Regions from separate parts of the Mus musculus genome. Here region 2 is linked to region 1. A link is a loop called in an ENCODE intact Hi-C map of the cell type or tissue named here. Cell type or tissue: left cerebral cortex. All regions are shown on one strand. Links, peaks and the distances in the headings refer to the core of each region. The heading gives the core; the rest is flanking DNA.

What was found. Peaks named below come from ENCODE experiments on the same cell type or tissue, not always from the same donor. Only the 100,000 strongest peaks of a DNase experiment are listed, where the experiment ranks them.
Region 2: it touches region 1 in a loop (2.1-fold over the local background); 5 of 42 quality-filtered maps call a loop at or near these places.

The regions. Positions count from the first base shown.
Region 1 is chr11:96,335,508-96,351,303 of GRCm38, reverse strand. It overlaps Hoxb3 (homeobox B3), which reads right to left. Exons shown (of 4, transcript NM_001079869.1): 2 at 10,153-10,240; 3 at 6,608-7,204; 4 at 3,374-5,758. The coding sequence starts at 7,055. The coding sequence ends at 4,905. It overlaps Hoxb3os (homeobox B3 and homeobox B2, opposite strand), which reads left to right. Exons shown (of 4, transcript NR_155303.1): 2 at 2,916-3,010; 3 at 4,415-4,477; 4 at 8,079-8,270. Among named protein-coding and RNA genes, the nearest start is that of Hoxb2, 8.2 kb to the left of the region's middle. In left cerebral cortex, for the core only: no CTCF peak of the experiment used is centred there; DNase peaks (open chromatin) are centred at 8,477, 8,657 and 9,047.
Region 2 is chr11:96,171,482-96,187,277 of GRCm38, reverse strand. No RefSeq gene overlaps it. Among named protein-coding and RNA genes, the nearest start is that of Hoxb13, 15 kb to the left of the region's middle. In left cerebral cortex, for the core only: no CTCF peak of the experiment used is centred there; no DNase peak of the experiment used is centred there.

The sequences.
Region 1 (15,796 bases), core at 7,887-10,386:
GTTAATATGCTTTCTTTATGTGGCCCTCAGTAGCCTCTTACCCTACCACCACCTCAGCCCCCAAAAGAAAAGAAAAAAAAATCTCATTTAGGGGGAAGTGGGAGTAGAAAGAGGCTTCCATACCTTGGGGGAAATCAGAAAGGAGATGGATAAAGGACAGCACTAAACACCAGCAGCAGCGGCAGCCCACCCACCCTCAGAAAGCAGTAGTTCACACTTAAGAAATGCACAGAGCTGGCACGCAGCAGGGACATAGATTCCAGGAGCACTTTGGGACATGGGCCTACCTCCCTTGCTATGTGCCCTGGATTCTAGTCTCTGCTCAGAATTTACAAGCAGTTTCTTATGTCCACTTGCCTTCCTGTTGGGGTCATCTGTACTCACACTGTGACACCCCAACCCTGGCAATAGGAGGGTCTAAGAAGGTCTAAGGTGACAGATGTATTCACAGGCCCCCAGGTGTATCTGTGTCTCTATCCAGGGCACCAAAGTAGCCATCCACTTAACTTTCAAAGCTAAAGTCAGTGCACAGTCGCCCTCTGGACAAAGGGATTTCCCCCTCTGTATTTGCCTTTGGGCTACTTTTAAAATCCCTGGTAAGAAAACATTTCCTAAAGATGGTGGGGGAGAGGGGGCTGGGGATAATGACCACCACTGAGATTATATTCTGCTTTGGGCCTCCAGAGAGAAAAAAAAATGTAATGTATTCTATGGTGAGGCACCTATGATGGGCTCAATTTTAGAATATTGTGATTTACTAGAGGAAGGAGGCAAAAAACAACAAAAAAAAAAAAAAAAAAAAAAAAAACCAAAAACAAAAAAACCTCAGAGCCACAAGCAAATTGGTGGGAAACTAGGCCTCAAAGCTGAAAATGAAAAGTCGGCTGGGGGAAGATTTTTAAATAAGTGGGTCAGAGGGACCAAGAGGAGATGAGGCGATCAATCTTAGCCCCCTGACAGCTCCCTCCGATTGCATCAAAGAATTTGGCTCTTTGGGAAAGCAGAGGGAACAACCTAAATTGCATATCCCTTAAAAAGGCCTGAGGGAGGGGGGAGCCAAAGAGAAAGGTGATTCTGGGAGATCTAGGAAACAGATGGGAAATGGGGACAGAGGGAAGGCGCTAACTTGGGTGGAAAGTTTGCCCCGGAGAACTCCCACGGCTCTGGCCTCCCCTCCCCCTCCTCGCTCTCTGTCGCCTAGCCTAGAGGAGAAGGCTGCTTAGCAGAGAAATGGCAACTCAGCGGAGAGCTGGAACTAGAAACTTTCTGTCAGTGTAACGTCCGCGTGGGTGGTGGTGAGTATTTAAAGAAAGAAAGAAAAGAAAAAGGCAGAGAAGTTTGCCGGGAAGCGGGAGGGGGGGGGAAGGAGGGAAACCTGGAGGTGGTGGTTGCAAGGACAGAAAGAGGCAGGCTCTTGGGAAACTGCTCTTAACTAGGCCAGCGGCCAGAGAGGGTGTTGTGTACCTTAGCTAAAACAAAACAATGTATGCATATATTTTCCTGGATGGTGGTTAGCAGAGGAGAATCCAAATAGTAACTGTCTGGAAGGGAGTCCTGTACAGTAAGGCCTGGGAGAGGGCCTTCTCCCCGGCAGCATGGGCACTTCCACAAGTTTTGTAACAGGCACTCCAGCTGGCTGCAGCATCCAAGGATCTCCTAAGACAACCAGAGCCCAGACTGTCCTGTAGGAAATACAGCTCTCTAACCCTTGATGACAGATTTTATGGCCAGATTAGTGAACAGTAGAAAACTTGGGTGTTAAAGTGGGGATCCAAGAAAACCCTCCAACCCTCCCTCCCTTCCAGAGACATCCGTCCAGCCCTGTCTGCTACCTTACAGAGCAGATTTTTATCCATGTTTTTAAACAGCTTTAGACCTAGAATCTGGAAAACAGAAGGGTAGGTCCTATTTTTGTTTAGAGCCCTAGCTCCAAGCCACAATATATCAATATAGCTAGCTAAATTCTCTCTTATCTGGTTCCTCTTCAGCTAGATAAATAAGCAATCCACCCTTCCCCTCACAGTCAAACATGACCCTTCTCATAGTTATATCATTCAGAAATGGTATTCAGGGAAGAGGAAGAGAAAAGGAAAGACAGACCCTTGAGCGTTATTTGATCCCAATCAAACATTGCACGCTCCTCTGCCTTTAATTTATAGCCTGGCCCAATGCTAAATTGCTTGCTGCCCAGATGAGCCAAGTCCAGTTAAAAAAATTCTACTTGGTGGGGAGGGGGCGTATTATTCAGGTTGTTTTTTTATTGTTATTTATTGTTGCATAAAGACTGTAATTACTAACCTTGGACTGCCAGGATACAACATAAAAATGAAAATCAGCCCTCGCTTTAAGGCTGAGGGCCTGGAAAGATTCTTATATCCCCACCCCCCCCACCCCGTATCACCACTACCACCAAATATATGCTCCTAATTAAGCAATGCGGGTTCATCGCTTACAATTAGAATTATGTAACTCTTCAGCGGGCAGCCATCGCTTCTCTTTCAACGAATTAGCTCCATATTTCAGCCTCCCCTGTCTCCTCGCTCTTGCTCTTATCATCGGATACCGCTATGCGGTGGTGACATTTCATCTTTGACAGACCCTCTCCATCCTCGCTCCAATGTGATAAAACTTTTATGGAACCAGGACTAAGAAATGAAGTTTTCCCAAGCATCGTGGAAACAGAGCCTCACGTTAGCCTGGGGACCATTTTATTTAAGCTTGGTTTCTACAGCTTCCTCTCGCCCCCTTCTCTTCCTTGGCAGGAGAAATCTAACCAGTCCTCCTCTTCCTCTGCCCTGGGCTTCATTTAATGATTAGATTTCGCTTTAGTTTTAAGGCTTGACCTGAGAAGTCTAGGCCTCGGCTTGTTGTCCCCCCCCCCCAAGATTAATCATTTTCCTTTGTTTTCATTTTAGACCCAATGATGGTTGGGCTTCGGGTCACGTGACAGCCTCATTGTAGCTCCGGAAGAGAACGTGAAGTTTAGGTTGCCTGGAAGAAGCAGTAATAAGCTAGGTTTGGGGTTGCCTGGATGTAAACAGAGGGGGTGCCTGGAGGTGCTGGTCAAAGGGACAAAAGAGGCCAGTGACTAAGAAAAACAGACAGGCAAAGAGCAGACTTAGCCCAAGATTCCCTCCCCTCCCTCCCGCCCCCCAAGCTTGTTGCTTAAACCTTAGCTGAAGAACTTGGCAGAATGGTCCAGACTGGTACAAATGTCAAAAACTGAGTTGAAAGCAGGAAACACTAGGAAGGGGAGACAGCGACCTGAGCAGTGAGCAAAGAGCCTGGGGAGTGTCACCAATGCCCTCCTGCTAGGGGACATTTGGCCACTAGAGCCTTTTTCTGCACCCTGAACTGGACCACCATGACAAGATAAAATTAATAACAGAAAGTTTATTCAAGAATTGTTTTGACAGACAACTCTTTTAACTAAGGGGGAAAAAAATAACTACGGAAGAACAAAGAAAGTTCCAAGAGAGAATTAACTTCTTATCTCTACAAATTCGGGACTATACAGTGACATTTAGGAGCTGAGTTCATGCCTTTTAGAACTAATTACAATTCCTCATATGTACGAGTTTAACATAAATCTACAGCTCTTGTCTAGAATACAATAAAAACTAAAATAGCTGGTTTTACATGACAGGAAACACAACAACCTTTATAACAAGTAAATACTAAAAAAGTACATTTTTCTTTTTTTTTTTTGTCCCTCATATAAATACATAATGTAGGGGGATAAATAATACAAAAAAGAAAATATTTTAACAGGCTATAACCAATAAATATATATGAAAATGTTCACTAGAACACACGCTTTTTGAGCGAAGCTGGACTTTCTGCAGGCCCAGACATCTCTCACAGTTGTTTTTTTTTTTTTTAATATCCATTAAAATGTAAACTCCAAGTGCAACAAGACTGTCCTGTCAGGAACTGGAGCAAGGTCCACAGGTCCAGCTGCAGCACCTGCCAGGACAGACAGTTTGTTCAAATATACCCTGTTTTCACGTTAAGTCAAGAGAAGAACAGAAGTAAAAAGAAAGTGGAGGGAGTGGGATGGGGTGGGAGCTGAGAGACTGGAGAATGGGCAAGCCTCCAGTCCTGACAACTTGCCTGCCTTAGCCTCTTAACTTTTCTTTAAAAGAAAAAAAATATATATTTATTTATATTATAGGCAGCTCTGACTTTCAGGATATCTTACCATCCCTGAGCCCTCTGAAAATTGTAATCAATAGGGGTGGGGTGTAGATATGAATGTCCTTAGAGCAGAAAACCAACCGTAGGGCCATAGTAAATGATAGATATAGTAAGAAGCCTAACAGATGGGGGATGGGGGGAGTTGAAGCTTCAGGGAAGTAGGAGAGAAACATACTTTGTGCCCTTCGATTTAAATGTATTTTCTTATTTTTCACAGGGAGACTGAAAGGGAGAACAAAAAAAATCAAGATTTTGGGGAAATTACCCACAGAGATGCAAGGTAAGTTGATTGCTTGCTGATAGCCAAGCCATTAAGTGTTGAATGTGCTTCTCTGCCCTGCTTGCCTGTCTTGGCTCCCTCTACCCGACTCCACGTCACCTCTCCAATCTGAAATTCCCACTTGGTAGTGCTGGAACCCTGGGAACCCTGGGATTGATGTGGTCCCGTCTCCAACCTGCTGTGGATTCCTTTCCAAGGGTTGTTGGCAGACAGATGGAACCAGGCATGGAGGACTTAAAAGACAGCCCCTGGGGGCGGGGAGGGGGCCTGGGAGCTGGGAAGGCACCCCAGGCCTGTTCTGTTTCTGGAAACCTGGCGACAACCCCATCCCACACCTCTTTCAGGACTCTAAACCGCGCCCATCCCCCAAGTCCGCCGTCTCCCTGGCCCTTAACCTCACCCCTCCCTCCCCAGCCCGCCCCTCCCATCACAGGTGTGTCAGTTTGGGCGCTTCTTGGATTCTACCCTGAGGCGGTGCGTGGTGAGAGGAGAGGTCTGTGTACGTGGGGTGAGGGTCACAGGGTCCATGATGCTGGTTGGGGCCCATAGGGGCCGCCCCGTTGTAGTCCAGGTTCCCCGAGGGGTGGTGGGAAAGGTGATTGAGGCCGTAGAGGGAGGGGCCGGCAGGGGGCGGCAGCGGATCCGCGTAGCCACCCCCGCCCACATACACCGGACTGCCCTGCATGGTGGGCGTCCCGTAGGCGCCCCCGTTAGCTTGGAGGACGTGGGGCTCATACTCCGACGCCGGGGTCGGGGGGTACTTCTGTGGGGCGCCGCAACCCTTAAGAGGGGGCTGGTAGTTGGAAGGCAGCGCGTAGGCATTCTGGTGGCCTTTGCCGAAAGCTGGTGGGGACGGGCTGTCGTAGCTGGGGGTCATGGAGTGTAAGGCGTTCATGAAGCCGGCCGTGGACTGCATGGGCTGCGGGGGGCTTCCGGCCGGAGAGGGACCCCCAGAGGACGAGGCCAGCCCCTTGGCCTTCTGGTCTTTCTTGTACTTCATGCGACGGTTCTGGAACCAGATCTTGATCTGGCGCTCGCTGAGGTTCAGCAGATTGGCCATCTCGACCCGGCGCGGCCGGCACAAATAACGGTTGAAGTGGAACTCCTTCTCCAGCTCCACCAGCTGCGCGCTTGTGTACGCCGTGCGCGCCCGCTTGGACGCGGCCGACCCCGGGGGGCTCTTGTCCCCTCCCCCGCCGCCGCCGCCGCCCCCGCCGCTGCTGCCGCCGCCACCGCCGCCGCCGCCGCCACCACCGCCGCCGCCACCACCACAACCTTCTGCTGGACCCGAGGGGGGAGGGGTGGGAAGGGGAGAAAATGAAATAAAAGATAATTACTGAACACGCCGAAATTGAATGCATCGTTTCTTAATAAATCCAGGCCTGGACTCGGAGGCCCCGCTGCCCTCCCCTTCGCGTCCCCACCTCCTCTACACCACCACCCCCCCCCTTCCTACCTCCCGTCGCATTAGCGGACACTCTATAATAGTGGCATTTATTAAGAGACCTGTTCTCCTTTCACGGCCCCAGCTTATGAAAATTTGATCATGTCAAACAGACAGAGCTGCGTGGCCATTTATTTAGGGCTAGGATTTTGCGTGTGCGCGCACCCTCCCCGTATATCCAAATCCAAGTCTGAGGTGATTCCTCCCTTCTGTCCGCCCTCTTTACAAGACAAGTGACTGAGAACACCTTGGGAGGGGGGCGGGGGGGGGGAGACTGGACACTGGTGGGCAGGGCCTGGATGTGTGGCACATAGAGGCTCGGGTGGCTGCAGGCCGGGACCCCAGGCTGCCTGAGCGATGGTGATTAATACCTACAATAATCATACTTAATAATAATCTATCCTTGATGACTCTGTGCCTCCAGGCGGTGCGGCCTTGGGAAGGGCTGTAAAGCCAACCATCCCACCTCCTGGAAACTCTTGGAAGCCCAGATGGAGGATGGTTGGATGGACTGGGTGTTGGTCAGGTCAGAGGTCATCAGGTAGTGAGAGGTAGCTAAAAAGCACTAGGCAGCCATCTAATATTGTCTCCAGGCCGCCTTGTGGGCGCCTTGGGGTCGGATGCTATAATAACAGTGAAATTCCTGGGTTGGACAAAAGCTGACTAGGAAGGCAGAGAGCTGGTACCTGTGCCGGGGGAGCTGTTTTTCAGCTTGGACGTTTGCCTCGACTCTTTCATCCAGGGGAATATCTGTTTGGTGAGGGTGGAGTTGGAGCCGGCACCGCACTTGGGGGGGCCGCTTTTGCTGGGCCCACCCCCGTTATTGCTGTTGCTAGTGGTACTGGTAGGTGCGGCGCTGGGTGGGGGTGAGCCCGGAGGTGCGGGCAGGGGCTCTGGGGCCAGGCCTGGCCTCATGCAGCTGCCATTGAGCTCCTTGCTCTTGGCATGTGGGGCGGCGTTGCCCAGGGACTGCAGAGAACACGCTGAGCGCTGGTAGTCACCCTCCAGGTGCGTGGCGGCCTGAAAGGGGGGCTGGGGAGGCCCGTCGTAGCCGAAACCATTGCTGCCAGGGTACGAGGAGTAGCCTCCGAAGAGCGCAGCTGCGGTGTTGTCGTAGTAGGTGGCTTTCTGCATCGCTGGGCGAGGCCCGGGCAGTGGGTGGCAACTTGCAAGGGCCTGATACCCTCACGACCGGACATTGGCACCCCTGGGGGTCACGTGACACGCCGGACCCCCCTCCCCTTTCTGCCCCCCTCCTCTCGGGTCTGTTCCAAGCGGCTGACCTGCGGGGCGAGAGAAGAGACAGAGGGGAGAAGAGGACTGGGCCTCGAATCCATCTTAGGAACTAAAAAGGGAACTGACATCAATAGTTTTTTTTTTTTCTTCTTCTCCCCTCGCCAGTATCTCTGCAGCAGACGCTGAGACCAAGTATCTAACCTGACTTGGATGCTTCACACTTCAACTTTAATTTTAACGGGAAAAAGAAAACATCCATTTTCATTTCCATTTTTTTTTAAAACAAAATCAAGACTGTACTCCTTCGAGGACCGCTTAGGAATAGAACACCACTGCTTCGTGGACCATTGCCCCTCTCTCTGGCACCCCGAAATAACCAACCCCTGGCCTCTTCTACAATTTTTCCTTAACCTCCCCCACCCCCGCAACTCCCCAACCCTGGGATGGGGCAATCCCAGGGAGAGGGCACTATTAGACTCTAAAGTAGAAGCATCCCAGAGGTCCTCCTTCCCTTAGGGAGGCCTCTCTGCTTCCAGTCTTTCTTCCTTCCATATCTTTCCACCTAAGCAAAGTCTAGCCTGGAACTTGCAGATCTTAGACCCAAGCCAGAATGAAAAGCAAATTCATCTGGGACTCTTCCCTCCAAGATCATAGCAGCCTAAGGCAGAAAACTCCTGAAGATTTTTAACCCCAGAGGCAGTGGAACCAAGTTCCATCCATCTATGTCCCATCTGAAGGTACCATCACCTCCAGTCTTGACTCAGGCAGGCCTGGGACCTAGCAGCCAGAGGCCCCTGTGGAGCGTCCAAATGGACCATGCTTGTTTAGATTTCCCAGGCAAGACCAGTTGGTGCTATGACCATTTGGCTTGGGTTTTCCCCACCCCCAATCCATAACAATCTGTTTTCTTTTATTTCTCAGGGAAAAAGAAAAAGGAAAAGGAAAAACTGTGCATCTGCTGGAATCTCTTTTCTACTGAGATGGGGGAAATTATCCAGGATGAGAAAGACTCACAAAACAATTTGAACACTATTCTTCTCTGGATTCAAAGGGGAGGCTGTTTACTGAGGTTCCCAACAGCAAAAAATAAAATAAAATAAAATTATGGTCACTATTCTAACACAGTCTTTTTAAAGTGCACCCGAAAAATAAAGCTGGACCGTGTCAGGAGGTTTTGTATTTGTTCTGAGATTTCTGACTCTTTCTCTGTCCTCTCCAGTCCTCTTATGGGTACTTCCCTAAAACCTCCAGTCTGATCCTCTCTGTGTCATGTGCTTTGAGCAAAACTTAAACTATCATTCAGCCCAGCTGGTCAACTCCAAAGAAAACGTGGTAAAAATAAAATGCAAAAAAAACTTCAGGTGGGGTGAACCCCTCCCACACGCAAACGCTGCCCTTATGACACAGATCCCTGTACTTAAAGGGGAGATGATGTAGCCCTGAGTTCCAATTGGTTTCTGGGAAATTTTTGTTTCTGGAAATACACACGGGTGTGCAAAAGCAGCAGGTCCTTCCAGGGAGGACTGGAGTTCAATTGACCAGGCTGACCCAATCCCTTTATTATTATTACCATTAGCCTCTGATGATTTAACCAAAATTAGCTTCGGAGCAGCCCTGGCTGAAAGGGAGAATTAATTAACCGACATCAGTTGAGTTTGTTATTAATAGATAGAGAAGAGAATGAAATAAAAACCTTGGAGGGGGTTAGCTGGCTGATCCCTGGCTTTATTTAGTCTAAATGATTGTTACAGCAATAATGATGATAGTGATAACAACAACAACAACAACAACAACAACAACAAATAAAAGCCCAGCATTTGACTAGACGCCTGGGGCCGAAATTTCTGTCGCTCCCCCAGCAATAAGCCCGAAACGAAACCATCGCAGGACAGAGGCCAGGCGAGTGTGGGAAGCGAAGGAGCCAGAGACGTGATAGGAAAGAATGGAGACTCCTCTGGCGGTGAGACAAGGCCAGGAAGGTTTGTGGATTCGGAGAGCCTCCAGCTGCCGCTGCTGGCGGACTGTCTGCGGCGGCGGTGGCCGGCCGGCGAGGAGTTACCGACCTCCTGCTCAGGCTCAAGGAGGCGAGGAGAAACTGATCGGGACGCCGAACTGGTTAGCGGCGGCAGGTTCCAAGCTCACCAGGCCGGGCCGGGGCCGAGCTCCACGGCAGCAAGTTTGGCGCAGGAGGTAACCGAATTAAAAGGCGCCTTAGCAACTCTGCTCCGGGACTTTGCCTAACAGGGCTCCAGGCTGGAGGGCGCAGAGGCCTGGCTCAATGGGACAGTGAGGAACCCGAAGGTGCCCTGAGGATCTGAAATCTGGGATCCAGAAGAGGGGGTGGGGAGCAGCTCTACCCAGCCAAACAAGTCTATTTCCCTTGCCTCCATGTTGGAAAAATTCAGGCTCCATACGGCTTCTCGGAAGGGTGGGATGGAGACAGTGGCTCTGGGCTTACCCTCTGGGTCTCGCTAGAGAAGGGAGGCAAGCCCCCCTCCAGAACCCCACCTTTCCAGGCACACTCCTGAGAGAGCCGAAAAGGGTAACAATAGCTGGAGAAACCCCAGGAGAGAGGATAGGCCATCTTCCAAGACTTTAAAAAAAATAACGAAAGGAAGAAAAAAAATAAAAGGATAAGAAAGGGAAAGAGGAAGATTTGGCTCTTCTTAGCAAACGGGGGAGAGGGGATTCAGCCCTGGATCTGGCTGCTAGCAGAGAAGAGAGAGGAAAAGGAGAAAAGCGGAAAGGGAGAGAGAGAGAGGGAGGGAGGGAGGGAGGGGGAGAGAGAGAGGGAGAGAGGGAGAGAGAGAGAGAGAGAGAGAGAGAGAGAGAGAGAGAGAGAGAGAGAGAGAGAGAGAGAGTCAGTCGCTGCGTGGAAGGAAGCTTAAAGCTTGTGAACTCTTCTTGAACCGAGATTGGAGTCATATGGGCCATAAATCATTGAGACATACTCTCCGCCATTCACAAACTGATAGCCTATTTCAGTCCAGCTTACCTTAGCCACCGACGAGGGGAGAACAGGCAGACATAATATATATTCACATCGAGCCCCAGCGCGAGCGGCAGGCGAGAAATCTCCCCTCCTTGAAGGCAAAGGAAAAAAAGACCACTGTTTAAAGCTGCGTCGCCCCCCCCCCTCCCCAAAGCCACCCCGGCTAGGGAGCCCGAGGGGCAGACCGGCCAGAGGAGCCGCGCGGCGTCCGCTTCAATTCACTCGGCTTTAGAGCGGGGGGTGCGCAGGAGGGAGGGGTAGGGGAGCGGGGGGGAGAAAATAGCAGACCGAAAGGTGCTGGGCGGCTCGGCTCGCCGAGAATCCGGCTCCGGGCTCCAGCTCGGCCAAGCCGCCACAGTGTGGTTGCCCTATAAGACTGGTACGCCCTACTCTCCGTAACAATGGCCTCTGCTTTTGCACAGGGAAAAAACCACACACACACACACACACACACACACACACACGCTCGCCCCCCCCCCCACGTCTCCCCTTTAGCCAGCATAGATGCCTGATAAGGAGGGAAGGTGATTGTGGTGATGAGAGATGGGGGGCGCCCCCCCCAAATAACAGTGTGAAGCAAAGAAAGTAGAAGGTGTTCTTGTCTTGTTTTGTTTTTTTAAACAGGAAAATTTTTTACATTGAGATGGGGAAGAAGAGAACAGCAAAATGCAAAGAAAGCTGGTGGAGTTTACATAGTGCCCCCACCGTATTCAGGACCCCCCCCCATTGGACCATTATGCTAATTCGAGAAATGGCCTCTGGAGACCTAGCCAGAAGCTGGCTTGACTGGGCCAGGGGTGCTGGGTGTCTCTCCTGCTCACTCACAGGAGGCCCACGGAGACGTCTTCTTTTTTTTTTAAGGTAGACACTCCTGGTGGTTGAGTCCCTGATCTCAGTCCCTGATTCTTCTCTCCTCCCCACCCCCTATCCCCTAGTCTCTAATGGGGGAGGGGGGACAAAGCCAGACTTTTTCACACACACACACACACACACACACACACACACACACCCCTTTTGAGAACAGACAACTAGCGGTGAGGGATGATTAAAAAACCCAGAACATCTTGCAGGGGGAGTGGGGTTGGAGAGAGGGTGACAGAAGGAAGGACCCTGTGGTTTTACCAGAGCTCCAGACAGCCGGTCAGGAGAAGGGCTCTAGGAACTTCAATGGGTCCTTTCTGTTAAGATTCTCACCTCAGGACGGGCAGAAGGGGCTAAGGGGTGAAAAGGACATTTGTATTCCGGGAGAAGATGAGAACTCCAGACCGGCTTCATTTTGAATGTACTGGCAGACAGGAGGATGACCATCACTACTCAGATCCAATCTGTCTCTCCACCATCACCACCACCACCACCACCACCACCACCGTGCTCTGCTCGGCAAGACTCATGACTCTTGGCCCAAGTGAAGGAGCTACAAAAGCTGAAAGTTTTCTTAGAGTGTGTTTGAACAGGGCAGGCAAAAGCAAGTAGGAGGCCTGTAGGAGGAAGACAGGAGCCAAGAATGTAGGTGTCTGCAAATTTGGGCCAGGGGGTGGGGAAAGAGCCATTGGCAGTAGAGGCAAGAAGACAAAAAGAGCCCAGGCCATTTCTACAGGCTGGAGTGCCTGCCTGCTGCCTAACTGCTGACTTAGGGGGATGACACAGAAGGCAGCCGGTATCTCTTTTTCTACACGGAAACTGTTTTTTTCTACACGGAAACTGGTTCTCTTAACTTTGTAAAGACAGATCCCCGCCAGGAGCCTGTGCTTTTCTGATTAGGGCACTTGTTCTTTACCTTCTCCCATCTGGATACACCAGGACAGGCATGGGACAGGAAACAAAGGTGAGAGAGCACCAGCTATTGTCTCCCTTCCAGAAAGGATGCCATGGTCTCTCATGAGCAATAGCTCTCTTACCTCCCTCCTCCCTCAAGGCTCTTCTTTAGGGGTGGTAAAGGGTCAATCAACCCTTGGCTTAGGGCCCCACTGTCTCTAAGCCCAACAAATCAGGCCAAATGGGCTGGAGCAACTGCTTTCTCTGGGGCCCTGTTATACAGAAGGAACCTGTGGTCTTTCTCTACCCTTCAGCAACAGGAGTCACATGCAGAGCCCTAGATGGGATACCTGGGATCCTACTGCCTCCCCAGAGCTGGTGGCTTGAGGAAGGTGGGAGTTGAGAGGGTAAGTAGAGAAAGCAAGCCGGAGTCAATTTGCTGTGTTTATTAGTAGTATCAAGAAAAATATTAATGAAGTATTGGGGCTCAAGCCAAGAGCCTCTGAGTACTTGTCCAGCAACTGTGATATGAGATCTACAGGGTTAGATGCCAAAGAACCTGAGGTCTGGTGGGTCAGCAGCTCAGGCCAGGGAAACTTCCAGAGACTTCAGGAAATTTAAATCACAGACGATCTCCTCTACTTCCCATAAATAAAGAGATTTTTTTTTTTAATGTACTTCAGACTCTTCAACTCCTCTAAAAGCTATCACCACTGGCTAGGGATGGTTGCTGTGGAATTGAGAAGAAACCTGGTCACCTTTGGGACTGCACAGCTCTGCCTAAAGGGATAACAAAAGAGCCTACGTGTCACCTAGCCAATGCTGCCGGCAACAACAGTGGCCTGGATTGCACTGATTGCACTGGGGTGGTGGGAAAGAGTATGGAGGAAGAAAAAAAAACCCTCTCTTTCCAAGCCTTCTTCACCCCTGGTGGTCCCAGAAAGAAGGGCATCCAGGGATGGGAACAAAAGGGCAATCTAGGAGCCAGGGAAAAAATTTTAGAGGAGATGCACCTCTGAATGTGGTAGAAGTTGAATCCAAGATACTTGTTTGGTTTCTTTATCTTTCCCCTGTCCCCGGGGCCACAGGGAGCGGCCCGACATGAAGCTGGGAGGTGACAGAGGGACAGAGGCATCTATGGGTGCTGAGAGGGTTTGTTCTGTTCAGAAAGGTGGTAGTGGCTTAAGAGTCTTTGTAAATTGAAGAGAACAAAGGCTGGATGCCAGAGCTGGAGTGAGGAGCTTGGGGCAGAGGACTTCCCGAAGGATCTGAAGATAGCCTCTGTGGACTGACAAGAGACAGGGGGATAGACTAGACGCCATGATTTAGGGGTAGTTTGAGATGGGCAAATGGGAAACAGCTTTCTCTGGGATTCAGAGAACTTGGTAACTTTGTGGGAAGGTGGAAGGGCAAGAAGAGGGAAAGTGCAGAGAATGAGACAAACAGCCAGTGTGTGCTGATAGAGGCAAAAACTTATCTGTGTAAAAAGAAAAAAAAATGGGAGAGAGCATCCCTCTTCACAAGCATCCTTTCTGTCTTTGTAGAGACAGGGTAGTAGCTCTGCACTCTCTTCCACAACTGCTGCTAGGTACTCAGCATCGGGAGAGTAGGAGTTTTGTAAGCAATCTTTGAGTGGCGGGGACCTGATGACTGCCACCCTTGTGAATCTCAGTATGATCATCCTTACCCACCCCACAAAGAAATTCCACAAAGAACAAAAAAATTATCTCAATAAGGGAAAACACTGCTGGCTTCTTTAAAACCAACTTCTGTCCTCAGTCTTCTGGTGACCAGGGATCCCATTCTGATCTCAGGCAAGCAGGAAACTCCTCTGGCCCTGCTGGAGCTGCGGCTACAATTTAGCAATTTGCTTCTTGCTTGCCCTTGTCCCCGTTCCCTGTCCCATGCTCTTTTCTAGCTTGGCGGTCCAGTCCAACTTTGTGAATACTTTAAAGTTGAAGCTAATCTCCATCTCCTCTTAAATATTAATGAAGATTTTAAAGCTTTAGGTTTGTAAACGGAGGAAGGAGGAAGGTGTTGTTAATGAAGATGGCTTTGTAGAGTAGACATGTGTTTCCCTTGTCCCTGACTCTCTCAAAATGCTCGAGTGGGAAGGAACAAAGAAACATGGGAAGGAGATCTGAGCGCTTTCCCCAAGGCCAGTGTAGACGCAGCTGATGATAACTCGGAGGGGAGGGGGTGGGAGAAAGCCTGACCCAATGAGCAAAGAAAAGAAAATCCAGGCTCTATCCCACCCCGCCTCAGACTAGGAATGAGTAAGAAAGAAAGAACACCACATGGATCTATAAAGTCTCCTGGGTGCCAGTGGAAGACCCCTTAAACTAATACTAAGGGGACCACAATTAGCTGCAGGCAGGCTCTTTGGTCAAGAAAGATCCGTTTCTAAATCAGGGACATCTAATTTAGTCCTGGAAAACCCCACCCCTATCAGTGTGGAGACAAAGGTAGCCAGGATGGAGAGGCAGAGGGGAGTGGGGTGGGAGAGACTGTAAGTCCTGGGCAGCTGGAGGAGTAAGCTAGGGGAAGGTGGGAGATAGTGGCAAAGACCGGCTGGCTGAAGGGAAGGGCACAGTCCACTTTGAGTGGCCTGCAGGCAGAGTCTCTCCTGACTGATTGGACGTCTCTCTCCCAATGACCTTTGTTTAGTAGACAATAACTCACTGGATTAATAGCCAATCAGTGGAAGGCCTCCAAATATAAAACTCCAAAGTCAGAATGGGATAGGACCAGAGTCTGGGTCTGCCAGTCTTTCCCCCACCCCACCCACAATAACTTTCTCTCTCAAAATAGGTTTGGAGGATTGGACTGTCTGACCAGAGCCTGGGATTTCTAAAATTGAAGTTACTTCGCTGTCTCCACTTCCTGCCTCAGAATCACCAAGCCATATTTTTCCTGGGCATCCAAAAATTCCCAGAAACCCATTACCCTCCTTCTACCCCTGATCCCAAAAGAAATTGCCCTTCACATAGCTGTGCATCTGGGAAGCCATTGCCTTCTAGTTTCGTGTCTCTGTAGTTGGAAGAAGAAAAAGGAAACAGAGTGAAACAAAGTAGGGACCTTCCATTTTGCTGGCCTCAGTTCTAGTTACCCTGGAAGGACAGACAGTATGGTGCTATGGCACGCTGTGTACGTCCTGCCTTCTCCCAGATAAAGAAGGTCTAACTGTCCAGGATCAAGGCTGAGTCTGTGGTGAAGCTGCGCCTGCTTCCACAGATTCTAAACTGTGATCCCACATCCAGGTCTTGGCCTAAGGTAAGAGGAACCTCAGATGCTTGCTTCTGGACAACTCCAGCCCTGACTTAGCATCTTAACAGGGAAAGAGGCTTGTCTGGTGAAGCTAAGGCCCTGTGCCAATCCTGGCTCACCCCATCTAGCTAGGCCTCTATTGTCATTGCTCTTGACCTGGGTGTCCATTCTGTTGAGAACAGGGATTCCTTCAAAACACATAGTCCAGAGGACTTAATTTCTAGAGGTACAGGCAGAGACAAACTCCGAATTTTGCAAACAAATCATGCAATAACTTCTACAGTCAAATAGCCACAGAACTGCCAGATACACAGGAAGTTACCCCCCAAGCAGTATCCCACAGACGAAGAGATGCTGAGGGGCACCCAAGAGCAGAATGGGGGAGAACTTGAAGTGTCTAGTCCAACTCTGCTATTGTAGCAGAGAGGGAAACTGAGGGCCACAGTGGAAAATAAATTGATCTTAAGCTATGCCTGCTACAGGCTTGAGCCTTTAATCATGGCAGCTTGGCTGTGTGACTCGAAGTTGAGCATTCTTTGGGCCTCAGTGAGCCCCTCTTTAAAACCAAGCTGTTTGTATGAAGGTGAAGGAGCAGACTAAATAAATGATCTCCAAGGTCCCCTTT
Region 2 (15,796 bases), core at 8,767-11,266, 160 kb after region 1:
CTTCTAGAGTTCTTAGAAAAAAGGACATTTGCCTCTTTAAATTGGGAAATCACACACAATTCCCCCCTCCACCACTCCCCTTGATCTTGTGTTGTCCATGATTGGAAGGGATTTCAACTATTGATGCCAAAAACCATCTCTTCAGATATTGACTGTCTTTTCTCTCAAGTGACGGGAGTAGAGCTTAAATGACTTGGTCAGAGATTCTGGCCTTGGCTTCTACTGCAGGGAAATGACAACCGGGACCAGGGAGCTAGATGTTGAGAAGAATAGAAAGTTTTGTCTGGGAAATTGTTACTTAGGACTGTCTCTAACTAATGACTGTTGAGCTCTTCTCCCCTTCTCTTCAACAAGAGGAATCTCCAAATTCCTCAGCTACACAAACTAGACAGTTGGGAAAAGAATCAGTCCTTAGCTATGATCTCTACAGCCAAATGCTCATGATCCAGTTCTCTACAGCCAAGTGCTCATGTGGCTGGGTAGCAAATGCCTTGGATGGGCGGGGGGGGGGGGGGGGAGCTGCCCTGCCCACATAGAAAAGAATAGAATGTGGACAGTCAGGGGCTGCTTGTGAGGCTCCAGGCATCGCTGAGCTGTTATACTTGGGGCAGAAGAAGCAATGAAGAAGACAAGGGGCTTAAGGAGTCTCCAGGGTTGCTCTGGCTGTGAATTCAAAACACTTAGGTCCCATGGAACAGGAATATAGAAGCTTGAAGGTTCAGCATAGTTTTACAGTCCATTGGGTCTCAGGGAGGCAACTGTTGGTCACAGCCTCACCATCCTACCAGATTGACTCTGCTCTGCTCTGGAAGGTCGGGCCCTATTAGATTGGTCAAGTCTCTGGTTTCTTATTTCTAAGATCATCAGCCTAGATAACCAGCTCAGTCCTTGTAGCTCAAGTTGAAGGCCTAGGAAGACAGTTCACATCTCTCTAGCCCCTTATATAATCCATTGTATATGCAGTGGTAGAGGAGGGTGCACATAGGAGCAGAGGAAGGGTGCTCTTTGTGCCATGCTAGACACCTGCAGATTCTGCCTCCTTTGTCATCTCCATCTTGGTTGCCCACCCCTCCAGACCAGTGCTACCATTCCTATGGGTTCTCTAGGCTGGGGAATTACCTTCCTCAGAGACACAGACTGAGGCTTAGAAGGAAATACACCATCTTGCTCTCACCCTGAGGCCCTTGTGTGGAGAGCCCTGGGTGTTAGGTAAGAGTGGCATTCATGGGGGCGGGGAGTTATAAATTTATAGGGACCAAGCAGAAACCACCACCTCTTCTTAGAGGTGTGACTAAGGATGTTTTCCTCTTCCGAAGAGTCACAACCCCCTCACATCTCCATCAGGTACTGGGGATGAACCCCAGCCCAGAGCTTTGGAAATGCAAGGCGAGTTCCCTACCACTGCTACACTCACCCCAGAGAAAGTCTCCTGCAAGTGTTAGGATGATTTTTTCTTCTTCAGTAATCAGATTGAAAACTTTTTGTCACTATGGGGTTTCCCTGGCCTTCTCTTGGATGGCAAAGTGACCCTCTATCTGCAGTGAGGTCTCTAGGAATGTGGGAGTCTCCTTTCAGCTCCTTCCTTCCAGATACTCCTTTTTGCCCTAATGGTGGAATTTGACTCTAAGTCACTGCTAGACCACAACCTGCTTGCTGCATAGGAAGGGCTGGGTCTGCCACCCTGCCTGACCCATTTCAGGACTGCTGTGTGCTGACACATAGACCCCTTGCCAAAGTGGATGTCTCTCCCTCCCTCCTTTTCCCATTATTGAAACCCAGTCTTGCTCTGTAACTGAAGGGGGGAAAAGCTGAAGACTTTGAGCATGCAATCCTCCACCTGCTGGGACTGTAGGCTCCAGACACCCAGACACCCAGACACCAAGGTAAGTATGTTCCATTTAATCCAAGCAGTAATATGGATGGCGGTGTGTTGCCATCCATTTTGTAGATTAAAAAGCAAACAAACACACATACACCCAAAAGCCCAGGGACATTTAGAGGTGCTGGGGAAATGGCTCGAGGTTAAGACCTCTCTTGCCCTTGCAGAGCTTAGGTCCCAGAACCACATCAAGGGGCTTCAGAGGTATCTCTGATTTTCTCAGGCGCCTTGGTGCACCTCTCTCTGTCTCTGTCTGTCTATGTCTCTCTGACTCACTCTGTCTCTGTTTCTCACAAACACACACAGACACTCACACATGCATACACACACACACTCAAAGAGACAGCAGAGCATGAAAAAGATCTTTAAAAGTTTAAACCAGACAAAAATCACGACAGAGAGAAGAGGAAGTGGGCACCAAGACCCATTCTTAACCAAAAAGCTATTTACAGTTGATGCCAGCTGGGAGAGGGGACATCAGTTTTCCTCAGTGGAGTGGCACTGGGTATATCAACCACACCCCAAGACGGCAGGAGTTGGCCAACACAAAAAGACTGGAGTCCATGTTTTGTTGTTGTTGTTGCTGCTGTTGTTGTTTGGTTTGATTTTTATTTTGTTTCAGAGTCCATGTATGTGCTTTTTGGTTGCTTGGTTGGTTTTGTTTTGTTTTGTTTCCTTAAGAGATAAAAGGATATGAAGTTAGATGAGTAGGGAGAGAGGAACTGGTGGACTGCAAAGGATGACTAAAGTATATAGCATGAAAATTAAAACTAAATATATATATTGAACTTCATATATGAGGTTTACAGCTTTGCTGTGGGGCTTGCCTTAAATCCAAGTCAAAAAAAAGAGAGGGGGGGGGGTTTAAACACTTACTTTTCACTAATTTTTCTTTCTTTCCTCCTCTCCCCTCCTTTTGCTTTTTTTTTTTTTTTTTTTTTTTTTTTTTTTTTTTTTTTTTGAGAGAGAGAGAGAGAGGGGAGTGGACCATGCCCACTTTTATCTGAACTTGAACTACTAGGTTCAAGTGACCTCCTACCCCAGCCTTCCCAGTAGCTGGGGTGACAACAAGAGTCACTGTGCCTGGCTTCTTACCTGTTCAAACATGAAAATTTTAATAATGAATAATAGAACAGAAATAAATTTCAATTGAAATTAAAAACAGGCCCAAGGTTTCTGGGTAAATTACAGGAGTGGAAGGGGGGGAGGGAAACAAAGGAATTTCTACAATACAATTAAATAATATATGCTTTGATTCCAAGATAAAAGAATCTCTTTAACATACAACAACTGTTTGTTATTCAGGGCTCCCCATGACTTCTAAAACTACAAAGACTAAAACTTGCACCTTATTCTCACCCCTTTCCAGACCCCACCCTCACTCCAGCTCCCTCCAGGGCTTTCTCCAGCAGCCGCAAGTGATCTGCCTGGAACAAGGTCCTTATAGCCGAATGCTGGGAGGTCCACAGTGCTCTACTGGCCCTGTGCTCACGTCTGCTGCTTCGCAGAGAAGAACAGCCAGTCTACTGACCCAACTCTGTCCATTCCGCTCCAGTCCTCTCCCTGAGAAGGGGTATTAGGTGAGCTCTGGGAATTTTAACCTGGACTGTCAAAGGCCCACTCCATGGGACCAGGAGGAAGTTGGCATGCTTGTGGAGCTTTCTGGGATGTGGACCACAACTTCACACGCTGCTTCCTGATAGCACGTTTTACATACAATTATACACAGACAGAAAATACGATGAAATAAATTCCAACTTTTCTCTAAAATATTTTAAGGCATTATTCACTGATTTACCCCCAAAATACTTCACCTTGGATCGTCAGCTGATAAGTATTTCTTTTCTGTTGTTTTACCCTGAGATTTTTAAGTAGCCTCTGTGTGGTTGTTGCACAAAACAAACATAAAAGAATAAATAGTTAATGGTGTCTGTGTTAGACTGGATGAGCAACTGTCTGAAAGTCCATGTATTACATTTAGTTGATATGTTATGAGAGAGAGAGAGACAGACACAGAGAGAGGAGAGAGACAGAGACAGAGAGATTGAGAGAGAGACAGAGAGAGAGAAAGAGAGAGAGAGACAGAGAGATTGAGAGAGAGAGACAGACAGAGAGACAGAGATAGAGACAGAGTGAGAGAGAGAGACAGACAGAGTGAGAGAGAGAGAGAAAGAGAGAGAGATTACTGCTTCGTGTTGGACTGAATTACTTTTAAAATCATTTTTTAGATTTGTTTATCTAATGTGTATGAGCATTTTATTTACATGTATGTAACCACATGTGTGCCTGGCGTCTACAGAGGTCAGAAGAAGGTAACAGATCCCCTGGAACTGGGCTTACAGATGGTTGTGAACCACCAAGTGGGTGCTGGGAACTAGTCCCTGGTCCTCTGGAAGAGCAGTCAGTGCTCTTAACTGCTGAGCCATCTCTCCAGCACCATAATTTTTTAATTTACCTGTGTATATACTCACCCATTTACTTCTGCAGCCTCAGGGGTTGAATTCAGGGACCCCAACATACTAGGCAATTAAGAGCTTTAATACTGAGCCCCCAACCTTCTGTACTCACGGCCTTACCCCACCTTTCTGTACCAAGCTGATGCTGATAGGGGAGTGTGAATTCCCTTCACTACACCCCCATCCCAAGGAAGGGGAGGCTGGAACAGGTAACAACCGGCCCCAGCTTTTCTCACTTTTCCCTTTGCTGCATGCCCCAAAGTGCTCTTGGATTTTGAGATCTCCTTCTTTCCCAACTCCCAGGCAGCCAAGCACGGTTATTTACTGTACTGTACGTTTCTGACAGTGTTGAAGACTGAATAATTGCTGTCCCTGCTCTGATTTGGGCTGTCTGTTCTGTGTCCTTGGACTGGTCATTTTCTCTCTGACTCTCAGCCTTGTCATCTGTAAAATGAAAGCAATCATTCTGGTCTAGCCTTCCTACAGGGCTGTTTAAAGATGCACAATAAAGGAAGGGGTGCTGGGACTGGTAGCTCAGTAGGTAGAGCACTTTCCTAACATGCAGGGAGCCCTGAGTTCGATCCTCAGTACCCTAGAAACTGGACATGCCAGGATGCAGGGACTGAAGATAGGAGGATCAGGAGTTCAAGAGCCCATCCTAATTACAAGTGACCCTGTCTCAAAACAAAACAAAACAAGTTAAAAAGAAGTAAAGACTCTGCAGAGTATGTTGCCTGTATAACTAAAGGATTGTTTCTCTCCCAGTTGGTGGTATCCAAGAAGATCATCTCTACTAGTAAGAGGAACCAGGAGACACAACCTTGCTCTGATCCCATGTCTGTGGAATTGACACACAGCCTTGTTCTGATTCCATGCTGTGGAGAAGCTATGGCACCCCCCCACACACACACACACACTATACCATCAAGCTAGGAAGAGATCTGGGCTTGATGGTAACCTGCTAGAGGAGCTGTGACCTCCTGGCATGAAGAAAAGTGCCAAGATGCCCCTGTTCTTTTCTAGACCCACCAAGGAGCTACAACCCCATCTTCCTCAGCTGGCTTTCCCTCTCTCACTCCGTCCGTCCTCTCCCTTCTTTAAAGGATGCCCAGTTTTGATGCATCAGCCACCTCAAAAATCCTGACTTTTTTTTTTTCCAAGAGGAAATGCAGCAGCCACTGACCGGTCTGGTTACAAAAGCTAAAGCAGATGGCATAAATCAGATTAATCCTCATCTCCCTTCCAAGCCAAAGCTTCACTCTGCCCAAAGCTTCCTTCCCTTTCCAGAAAGTGAGGAGATGGATCATGAATGCAGAACACAGCAGAAACATTACAGTACCAGAGAGCCCTCACATTTTTCATTTCTAAACTACACCTAGCTCATAAAAGGCTAGTGAATGTAATAAATTCTCCCCTGCAGGACATGGTTTTAATTAATTATTGGGTGATTCAAGGTGACTCATGTGTGAAACGGAATTTGTACTTGTTAATGAGAAGAGGCTCACACGGTCCATTCTGAAGGGCTGCTTGCTATCTTCCTGGAGATAGACAAGAATGTTCATTCCTTGGAGGCTTCTGGATGAGATATGATTTCCTGTCCCCCACCTCTCTCTAGAGTCTTACTTTGTAGCCCTAGTCTGGCCCTCAGATAGAGCCATCCATCTGCCACTGCCTCCCAAGTGTTAGGATGAAAAGCATGTGCCACCATGTCCAGCAATAACATGATTCAGCCTAAACATAGATCTTGTTTTCTCTGGTATGTTTCTTTAGAAAAATCTAACCAAACGTGTGTGTATATGTGCGTGTGCATGTGTTTGTCCCTGCGTCTCACTCACTTGGTCTGAAAAGACATAGAACACCATCTCTGTACAGAATAGAACCTTATGCTGAGTGAGCTTCTCTCCTCTGGCAGCCAAGGCTCTTCCTCCTTTCCTGCTGCTGGGACCTCAGAAATTTGGTTTTATCACCCAAGATCTACGTTTGCCTCCCATCTCCAAGGCTGTACTGAGCAGCCTGGACAAGTGCTTCTCTGGGAATTATACTCCTTTCTGCTCAATTTTAAAAGCCCTTTACTCTGGACTTCACATATACAAAACAGCCAGAATGAGCATGGAGTGTTGTTGTTGTTATTATTATTATTACTATTATTATTATTTAGAGCCCATAGTACTGTGGTCCACAGAACCAGGGAGACTACAATCTGGTTTTGATTTTTACATTTTTATTGTGGTGGTTGTGGTTGCTGTTATCATTATCCTGTGTGTGTGTGTGTGTGTGTGTGTGTGTGTGTGTGTGTGTGTGTGTACAGTTTGCCAGAGTTGGTTCTTTCTTTCTATCATGTGGGTACTGGAGATAGGTCATCAGGGATGTTGGTGAACACCTCTACCTGATGAGCCATCTCAATAGCCCTCGTTTCTGCCGTGTTAACCCACTTGGGGAATGGGAGAACAGGGGTAGCTGAAGCTATTCGTCGGAGAAGAACCTGAAAATACAGAAGGGAGGAGTGTGACTTTGAGTCTTGCTATCTGTTTGCCAGCTTCTCTGGTCTAAGTAAAAACAAAGCCCATGGAGGCAGGGAAAGAAGGGGGTGTCAGAGAAAGATTTGGGTCCCTTTCCCCAGCTAAAGAAGAGGGACCAATTTCAACCTTGCATATGGGTTTCTGAATGGCATAGCAGCTTTTGTCTCCTTTGCCTCTTTTAATTTCCTTGCTTGAGCTGGAAGCTAGATTTTCTTTTATTTTTTAAGTAGAAAAGAGACTGGATTCCAATCATCCCTTATTTCCTTTGAGACCCTAAAATTCTGTCTTGGCTCATACCTGAAGTTACCTTGAGGTCTTCCAAATAAATGGTGGGTGAAGTCTTTGCCTAGCTGAAGTTTTGAACCAGGACGGACTCCCACACTTCCAGGAGTCCTCCCACCCCTGCCTGCCTTCCCTACTCAGTGTCAGGAATAAGCAAACCCAAAACAAAATGAAATAAAATCCTCTTCCAATCGTTAGTCTACTTGAATTTTCAGCTTCAATGGGAAATAAATTTAAATTTTCAGAGTGTGCAAGAGTTTAATAAATGAAAGGGGTAGAGAGTCTCTTTTCCAAACTCAACTGCTTCAAAGGACACCCTGGACAGTGGCCACAGCACAAACAGAAAGGGAAGAGAACACACAGATGGGACAGTGTACACGATGGGACAATGGGTCAGCCGGCCACAGTAGCAGCCATGTCATCCTGCTCAGAAGATCTGAGCCAGCCTTAGACAGAGCTCCTTAACACAAGAGGGGTTAAAACCATCATTTCAACCCAGGGCACTGAATCCAAAGAACACCCTCTACCAAAAAAAAAAAAAAAAAAAAAAAAAAAAAAAAAAAAGAAAAGAAAGAAAGAAAGAAAAAAGAAAAAAAGAAAAAAAATGGACGCAGCCTATGACAGACATGAGGACAGAGTGTGGGGAGAAGATGGCTGGAAACTGGGGTTTAAAGATTAGGAAATTTCAGAGCCCCCAAGTAGGGGGAACTCACCACAAGGGAGTGGGGCAGGATGATGGTGGGGCTGGGATGCTTCAGAAGTCTCCGTGCAGCGGCAGATATAAATCACTGGGCTCAGCATCCAATAGCTTGGCCGCCTTAGGTGCCAAAATAACCAACCAGCCATGTCTGCCCAGTACAGAAGGAATCAGCTATTGTTTGGCCTTCCTTCCACAGAACAACAGTTGGCCCGCTGGAATTTTCACTCTCTGAGCAGTCGTTTCTGGGATCCTAGTCCTTACCTGGGATGGATACCCCTCTCTCTGACCCAGGAGTCAGCTTACAAGAGGGAGCTATTAGAGACTGACAAAAAGGATTTTTTTGTTTCTTGGTTATAAACACACGTAGAATTGTTTATTTTTTTTAAAAGTCAGTTCTGATATTATCTCTGTCATTGGCTTAGCCCATAAACAGGGCCAGAGAGCTATCTACATTGGTTTTTGTTTGTTTGTTTGTTTGGATGGTTTGGGTTTTTGCCTGTACTGTGCTTGGGATGAACTCAGAACCTCATCATAATACTGAATTACATCATAAGACTCGCAAGACCCACAGTTTTAAAGTCCTAAAATTCCACTTTAATTTTTGTCCTCAGGCGTCAGTCTTATTCTTGGTCTCCCCTGGCATGGTGTTACAAAGCCACAAGCGCGCGCGCGCGCGACAAAAATGAAGCATTTGGGCAAATAACAGACTTTCCCTTCGCCATTAAACCACGTTAGACCAGTGTGGTGGAGTTGGAGGGTAGGAGGAACTGGATTCCAGGGATCTGCTTGGTTGACTAGGATTGTTCCTTCATCTTTCTTAGCAGAACCTCCAGGGAGCGGGTGGGAGAAGCACCCTTTGGAGAGGCAGAGAAGAGAAGCTGCTAGTTTGGAGATAAGTCATCCTGTCCGTAATTGCTAAAAACTGTTGCTTCCGAGCGACTGCTCTTTGAAGGGATGAAAACCCTGGACCCCTAGGCTGTTAGGAAGCTAGTTCCTAAGTCGGAATAACATTATACTCTTCCCAGGGCTTCTTTTGGCCGGGATCTCTGGCAATCCCCACCCTGGCCCAATGCCTCTCCTTAATGTGGTCGATGCCTATTTTCCCAGTGCCCTATACCGTGCCCTCCCCCGAAAAAACGGGATTCATCCCTCAGAGTTGTTGAGGCCCTTGTGACCACAAAATTGCCTCCAAGATTCCCCGTTTCCCACTACATCTCTTCATCTTTCTCTATGCCTCGGTTTCCCTGCCTCCCCCACTTCACCCCAAGGGACTTTACAGGCAACTATCTATCCAGTCTGGAAAGGGGGAGATTCTAGTAAACTTACGGGAGAGGGTTAGATCTCAGACGCGTCCTAAATCTGCCTGCAGTGGAGTCGGAGAGAGGGCAGAGCAAGCCGAATCACAGTTCTCAAGCTTAGACCCAAGGGCACCACCAGCCATCTCCCTAAGGACAACCCACGATTGTCTGGAGCTTCCAGCCCAGCAAAGGGCCAGAGGATCCCAGGCCGCCCAGCTGGCTTCTCACCAAGTCCTCGGGTGCCCAGGACAAAAGGCCGCCTTGCTTTTGAATAATGCCCGGGAGCCCGTCTCTAGCCTGGTGCCGCGCGGGCCGCAGTGGTGGGGCGGGTGGGAGAGCGAGCGAGGGGCTTCTGGCCTCCTGCTTCACCCTCCCCAACTTTGCTTTCTCACGGGCGTGGGGGAGGCAGAAGAAGGAAGCATCGCGGACTCCGGAGTGTTTCTTCCCATTAGGGACTTGGTGAGCGCCAGATCCCATTCAGTGTCTCCATTCCAGGGCACTCCCAGGCGCCAATCCCAAGACAGTCCCCGCTTCCGCAGTTGACTGGAGAGATCCAGCCCTCCTACACCCAAGTGTTTCCACCAGTGGGCTCTGGAGCCCCAAGGCGAAAAGCTTAGAAGTGTACTGCCAAGACGTTCTAGAACCAGGGAAGCCCCGCAGGAAGAAACGGGTTTCAACTTGAAATAGAACTGTCAGAAACCGAAGGAATTTTTGGTGTAAACGGCACAAATAATTTGTCCTTCCCACTCTTTTGTCTGTGGTTTCAGCTATAGAGACCTGATCTGGGGATAAGCAGAAATTGGTATTTATCCCCTCTCCTCCGAACAAATCAGTTTACACAATCTCTCAGTTTAGGCACTGTTTTGAATTAATCTCTGCAAAGTCCTTTCAGAGAAAAAAAACAAGTGATCAAGTCAATAGCCTGATTTTTTTTGTTTGTTCTAATTATCCGAGCAAAGCCCACATTTAGTCGTAAAGATCGTAGAGATGAGCTCTTAACAAACAGGAAGGTAGTTAAATGAAACCTTTTTATATTGTCGAACTTGTTCTCCTTTACCGCCTAAGTATTAGAAATAAACACCACTAAAAACAACAATTGGCTTATTTTAACCTATCGTTTAAAATGGATAACGCGTGCTAAAGAATTCCAAAGTTAAAATGGTTCATATGTTGATAAGGAAAGTAACAACTCACTCACTATCTTAGCTTGGGAAGCTAAGGCAGGATTACCACGAACTTGAGGCTAGCCTCGGTTACACAGTGAGGGGTGTGTGTGTGTGTGTGTGTGTGTGTGTGTGTGTGTGTGTGTGTATAAGGAGCCACTGTTCTCAGAGTACAGGCTTAGCAGAGATGGCTGCTTACCACATTATACTTTACCTTTCTTTCAAAACCCTAAGTCTGAAGCATGGATGGATGCCTTTCCCCTTTAAAGGGCTCAGCTTTACACTAATTTACTTGATGATGGATGGGGAAGTAATTAGAATGTGTTCTTGACTTTCTTTTCCCTTTTCAACATTCAGCTACATTCTAGACTCTAAGGACTGAATAAAATCGAGGGGTCCGCATAAATAAAATTTTCATTGGAATTGGACACAATAAGCATTTTTGTAGGCTCTAAAGCAGTTTGTAACTTGCCATGGTAGCACATGCTTATAACCCTAGCACTCGGGAAGAATTGTTGCCACAAGTTTGAGGCTAGCCCGATGTGGACACATGTTTTAAAAAGGCAATCTATATTCTTTTTTTTTTTTTTAAGTACATTTGTTTGCTTTTGTGTGTGGGCATGCCATGTGGCCTGAAGGTCAGAGAATAGCTCCCTGAAGTCCGTTCTCCCCTCCCATAGTAGGGGTCCCCAGCATTGGGGGTTGCACTCAATTCTTCAAGAATGACAAAAGCATCTTCGCCCACTGAACCCTTTCACTAGTCCGGCATGTTCTTTTATGGAGAACTATCCCCATCCCGTTTTCCCAATCAAAAAGAAAAAAAATTGTTAAGTAATTTTCGTTCCTATGATGTGTTTGCTGAAATGTGAAGTTTGGGTTTGGTCTACAGAGACTGTGTTCATGATAGAGAGAGTGAAAAGTGTCTCTATGTGTGCTAGAAATTTTCTGACAATTTTTCCTGGGAGGTGGAGGTCGGGTTGGAGGAAGGACAAAAGGATGTGCTCTTTGAATTATGGCGCTTTTTAAATTATTATTATTAAATGAAGAGAGAAGTCTCATTTCTCTTTTAGCATTTCTTGCTGTCTCTGACTCTTTAAAATTGAAAGACATGGATAAGTCCCTTGGTGGACCATAATGGCAAAATGCTTGTGGCAATCTTGAAGCCTTTACGGGTTACTAGCCCCTCCGAAGGAGCCTCCTAAAAAGCCCTGGAAGGAGATAGGGCTGGGGTCCTCAGGATCATCTATCTCTCCGTGTACCCGGATGGAAGGTCGCGGAGATTCCCCCATTGGACTCCAGTTCTCAGTGAAGGAGAAAGAACGCGTTCGCCAGCCCTCCATTCAGCCCTCCATTCACGTACGTGTTCTCTGAGAGTGGGCAGCGTCTGAGGATGGGGTACTCGGGGAGTACGGGAGTACGACAGCAAGCATTGGGCTGGAGTGCCAAGTCCGCGAGGCTAAAGTTGGGGTGCAGTAGGAAAGTTAAGATTGAAGGTGCCGCGTGACTCCAGGAAAGTTTTCCTGCTTTTCTGGGCTCTATCCCCAAAGAAGCCCCCTATTACATTGGGGGTCCTTCGCCCCCTCCAGTTGAGGACCAACTGCCCGCCCAAGCTTTGCCAGGATGGGGAGGGGGATTTTAGGCTTCAGCTTCGTATTCCCCGTACTTTTAAGGAATTTTGAAAGACAAAATATTTTGTCTTTCCTCCTCTATGCAGGGGGAAAAATGTAGAAAATGGCAAAGAGGAAAAGAGATGATTCAGGCCTTGCAGAGCCCTGGGTTCTGAGCGGGGTCTACTCGGGCAAGGAGAGGTGCCAGGCCAGGAGTGCTGGTTAGGTTAAACTGTGGGCAAGCTCCAGGGGTTCTGCTTCCCAGTGTTTCCATTACAAATCCCCACTGTCGCGCCTGCGCCTGGCTTTTTACCGGGGATCTATAGCCAGGTCCTCATGCTTGCATCTTCCCAGGACCCAGGACCTGTCATTACTATTTTTAAAAAGCTCTCCCAGGAGTGGCCCTAAGGTTGAGGATGGTAATTTTTTACCAAAGTGACATTTAACTTTTTTGGTCCTGTTATCCAGTTCAGTTATTTTAAATGGGAAAATATTGTGATGTAGCCAAATAACTGTTTGAATTAATATAAATTCAATTGCTTGAATTAATATAAACTTCATTCTTGGGGATGATAGTTCGGAGAGTAAAGGGATTGTTGCATAAACCTAACAAGCTCAATTAGATCCCCAAAACCTATATGGTTGAAGGAGAAAACACCCCCAAGTTGTGCTCTGACTACTATACAGGCGGTGCGGCATGCAGAAACATAATAGATAGATAGATAGATAGATAGATAGATAGATAGATAGATAGATAGATAGATAGATAGATAGATAGATTTTTTTAAAAACCTTTTTATTTGTGTATTTATTTGTTGGTTTCTTTGAGACAGAGTTCCTCTCTGTGTCCTCAACTATCCTGGAACTTTCTCTGCAGATCAGGCTGACCTTCAACTCACAGAAATTAGCATGCCTCAGTTTCCCCAATGTTGGGATTAAAGGCATGCACCATTGGTGGAAAAAAAAAAGCATACCTGGGCCATATGCAATACGCACCTGTCTGGGGAAAAAGGGGCCTTTCTAAGACTGAAGAGTTTGACATCCCCACCCTCAGGTCCCACCTCTCCTCCTTGTGGATGCTGCCTCCCTACAGCCCATTCTGTCTCTCTAAGCAGAAACTCTCTTCAAGGGTCTCTCCAGACCCCTTCTCCTTTCTCCTTGGAAGGGGAATTTGGGAAGGGTCTGCCTGAGGGTGGAGCAGTGTGCAAGGGGTGGTGGCACTTTGGTTGTTTGAAGCAAAGAGCCAAAGGGAAAGAGTAGCTTCCTTCTTTTTTTAAATGTTTATATTTATATTTATTTTTATTTATTTGAATTGGTGGGAGCATGAATGCAGATGCCCTTGAAGACATGAAGAAAGTGTCAGGTTTTCTGGGGAGGCGTTACAGATGGCTATAAGCTGGTGTGGATGCAGAGAATCGAACTCAGGTCCTCTGAGGCATCTCTCCAGCCCCAAGTCCAGTTTTCTAATGGCAGCTCCCTCTATCCTGGCTAATGGCCTTTGAACCCCAGACCTTGACCAATATGGATTTTTGTGGACACACCAGTATACCATGGAAAAGCACGATCCTATTTCTCAGCAACCAGTTTGTCTCCGTGTAGGCATCATCTATCTTGTCAGTCAAAACCTACTTAGTTGTGCAAAAGGACAAAGAAACAAAAGGACACGAAACGGAAAATGGAATTTGGTTGTTCGGCCTGGGCGGACAGCCCAATCCCCAGGGGACTCAGGGATGGGCTGAGAAGGGTTTAGAGCTCATTTCTGAAATCACTGTTGGCCTTCTCTGACATCAATTTCTCCTTTCTCTCTTTTAGTTTTTACTGTTTCCTTGAGCTCTCCAGAGAGGCTGCGTCTACGTGGGCAAACCCAGTTATGGCTGAGAGGAGGGCACGGGGACTTGGGATGCCACAGAAACTTTATTCCGAGCCAGAAGGTGCTGTACTGGAGTCCCCCGCAGACTAGGGAGAGAGACACATCCCATTCGCCCCCCTCAGCCCAGGGGTCGGAGAAAGGACAGGCAGAGCAGCCTAGAAAGGCAAAGAAGTTAACGATGTTTGGTCGTCTGGGGGCTTATCAGCGCTGCTGGGGTCAGGCGGCGGCCGAGGCGACACGAACGAGAGCGGAGGCAGACGCCTGTCAGGGCTGGGGCTGTACAGGTGAGGAGGGGCTGCACAGTCACCCCCAATGACCCCGTCGGCGCGACAGTCCAGAGACTTGGGTCTTGGGATGTGCCTTTTTGGAACTGGCAGGTGAAAGGAAAAGGAAGAGGGTGGCTGGTAAATGATTAACCCTTTCCGGGTCTTGAAGATGGGGGAGGGTGCTTGCAGAACAACACAGGAAGCAGGGCGAGTCTCTTCTTTCCTCCACCCGCACATCCTTCTAAACCCTTGAGTATCTGATCTCTCCCTCCGCCGCTAGTTCTCCGGATTCCCTCAGAGTGGAGGGAGAGTGGCTCAGGTGGGGGTCAGAGGGATGGGTAAGGGAGCTCTCTTTTATTGGGAGCAGGGAAAGCCTTAGGCAGGTTCACACAAGCCGGAAAGAGAATTAACCGAGGGTGGAGTACACTCTGGGAAACCCCTCCTATCAAGTATGAGCTTCAATCCCGGGCAGCAGGTGACATTGGCCCAGTGGCATATGAGAAAAGTTCAGGGTCCCCTAGTGTACTCCCACTGTTTGTAGGCTCTGTCTTTGGCAAGAAAGGACTGAGGCTGTAAGCTGGCTGGGGTGGGGAGAAGAGGGGGTGCGTACAGGGTTGGATTTCCAGACCTCCATCCCCACCCTCCACTGTAGAACTGGGTGCAAGCCTTACTGGAGTGTCTTCCAGCCGCGAATCAGGGATTCTGACCTCAGCGCCATCATGCCCTCGAACTGCAGGGTAAACACCCTCTAAACTCTGGGAAACTGGTGGGACAAGACCGTCCAGGGGGTGGACAAGGAGGAGGAGGGAAGGGAAGATCTAAGTTCTCAGACAGAGGGAGGACCAGAAATTCTCTCATCTTGTCAGTGGCCTTCCATGGAGACAGCATTGCCTTCTACTTGAAGCAGAAAATAGAGCGTTATGGTGGCTGGGTGTTTGTGCCCAGCCACAGAATGGTTCACAGGAACATCACAAATTAGAACAAAGAATAGTTAGGAGGTTAAAGAATAGCGAGAAGTCCGGTGAGAGAAACAGAAAAGGCAGATTCCAAGTCTCAATTGTTGAGAAACACTCAAAGGACTTATGTGGAGGGTTAAGGGCAAATATAGGCAATTTTCCCCAGGACAAGATTGGAGGTCCTCACTTTTAGAAGGGAGACTCAGGAAACTCAAAGGTAATGGTGGCTGTGGCTGTTTCCTAGTGTTGGAGATAGAGATGGTGATAGAGAGAGGACTGTGTGACTCCTGTTTCCTCTCCATGCCCAGAAGCAGGGAGAGACCCTTAGGTCAAACAAACCAAGATAGAGCCCACTGCTCTCTACCCACCCCGTGTCAGACCTCATCTCCCAAGCACAGGACCACAGCACGTCATGTTGTTCTCTTGTACCACAGTTTCAGTGTTGATGGTTGATGCTGGATTCAAATCCTTTTGGTTATATGCCTAACAACCCAGCCCAGCCCAGAACCCATGAACTCAAAAAAGTATGCATTGTGCCTCGGGCTTTCTCTCTGATTTTTGTCTGAGATGTACAGAAAGCAGGGCCTCTTGCTCTCTGGGTCAGTTCCAAATAGGTGAGAGAGAATGAGAGGGGAGCTACTGGAGAGGCTGAGACTCTTGCACACACACACACACACACACACACACACACACACACACACACACACACACACGAAAAGCAAAGGAAGGAAAGAGCTTTTCTGTTGTCATCCCCACTGTATCTCTACACAATAGGACATTCAGCGGTGAGTGCATTGCAG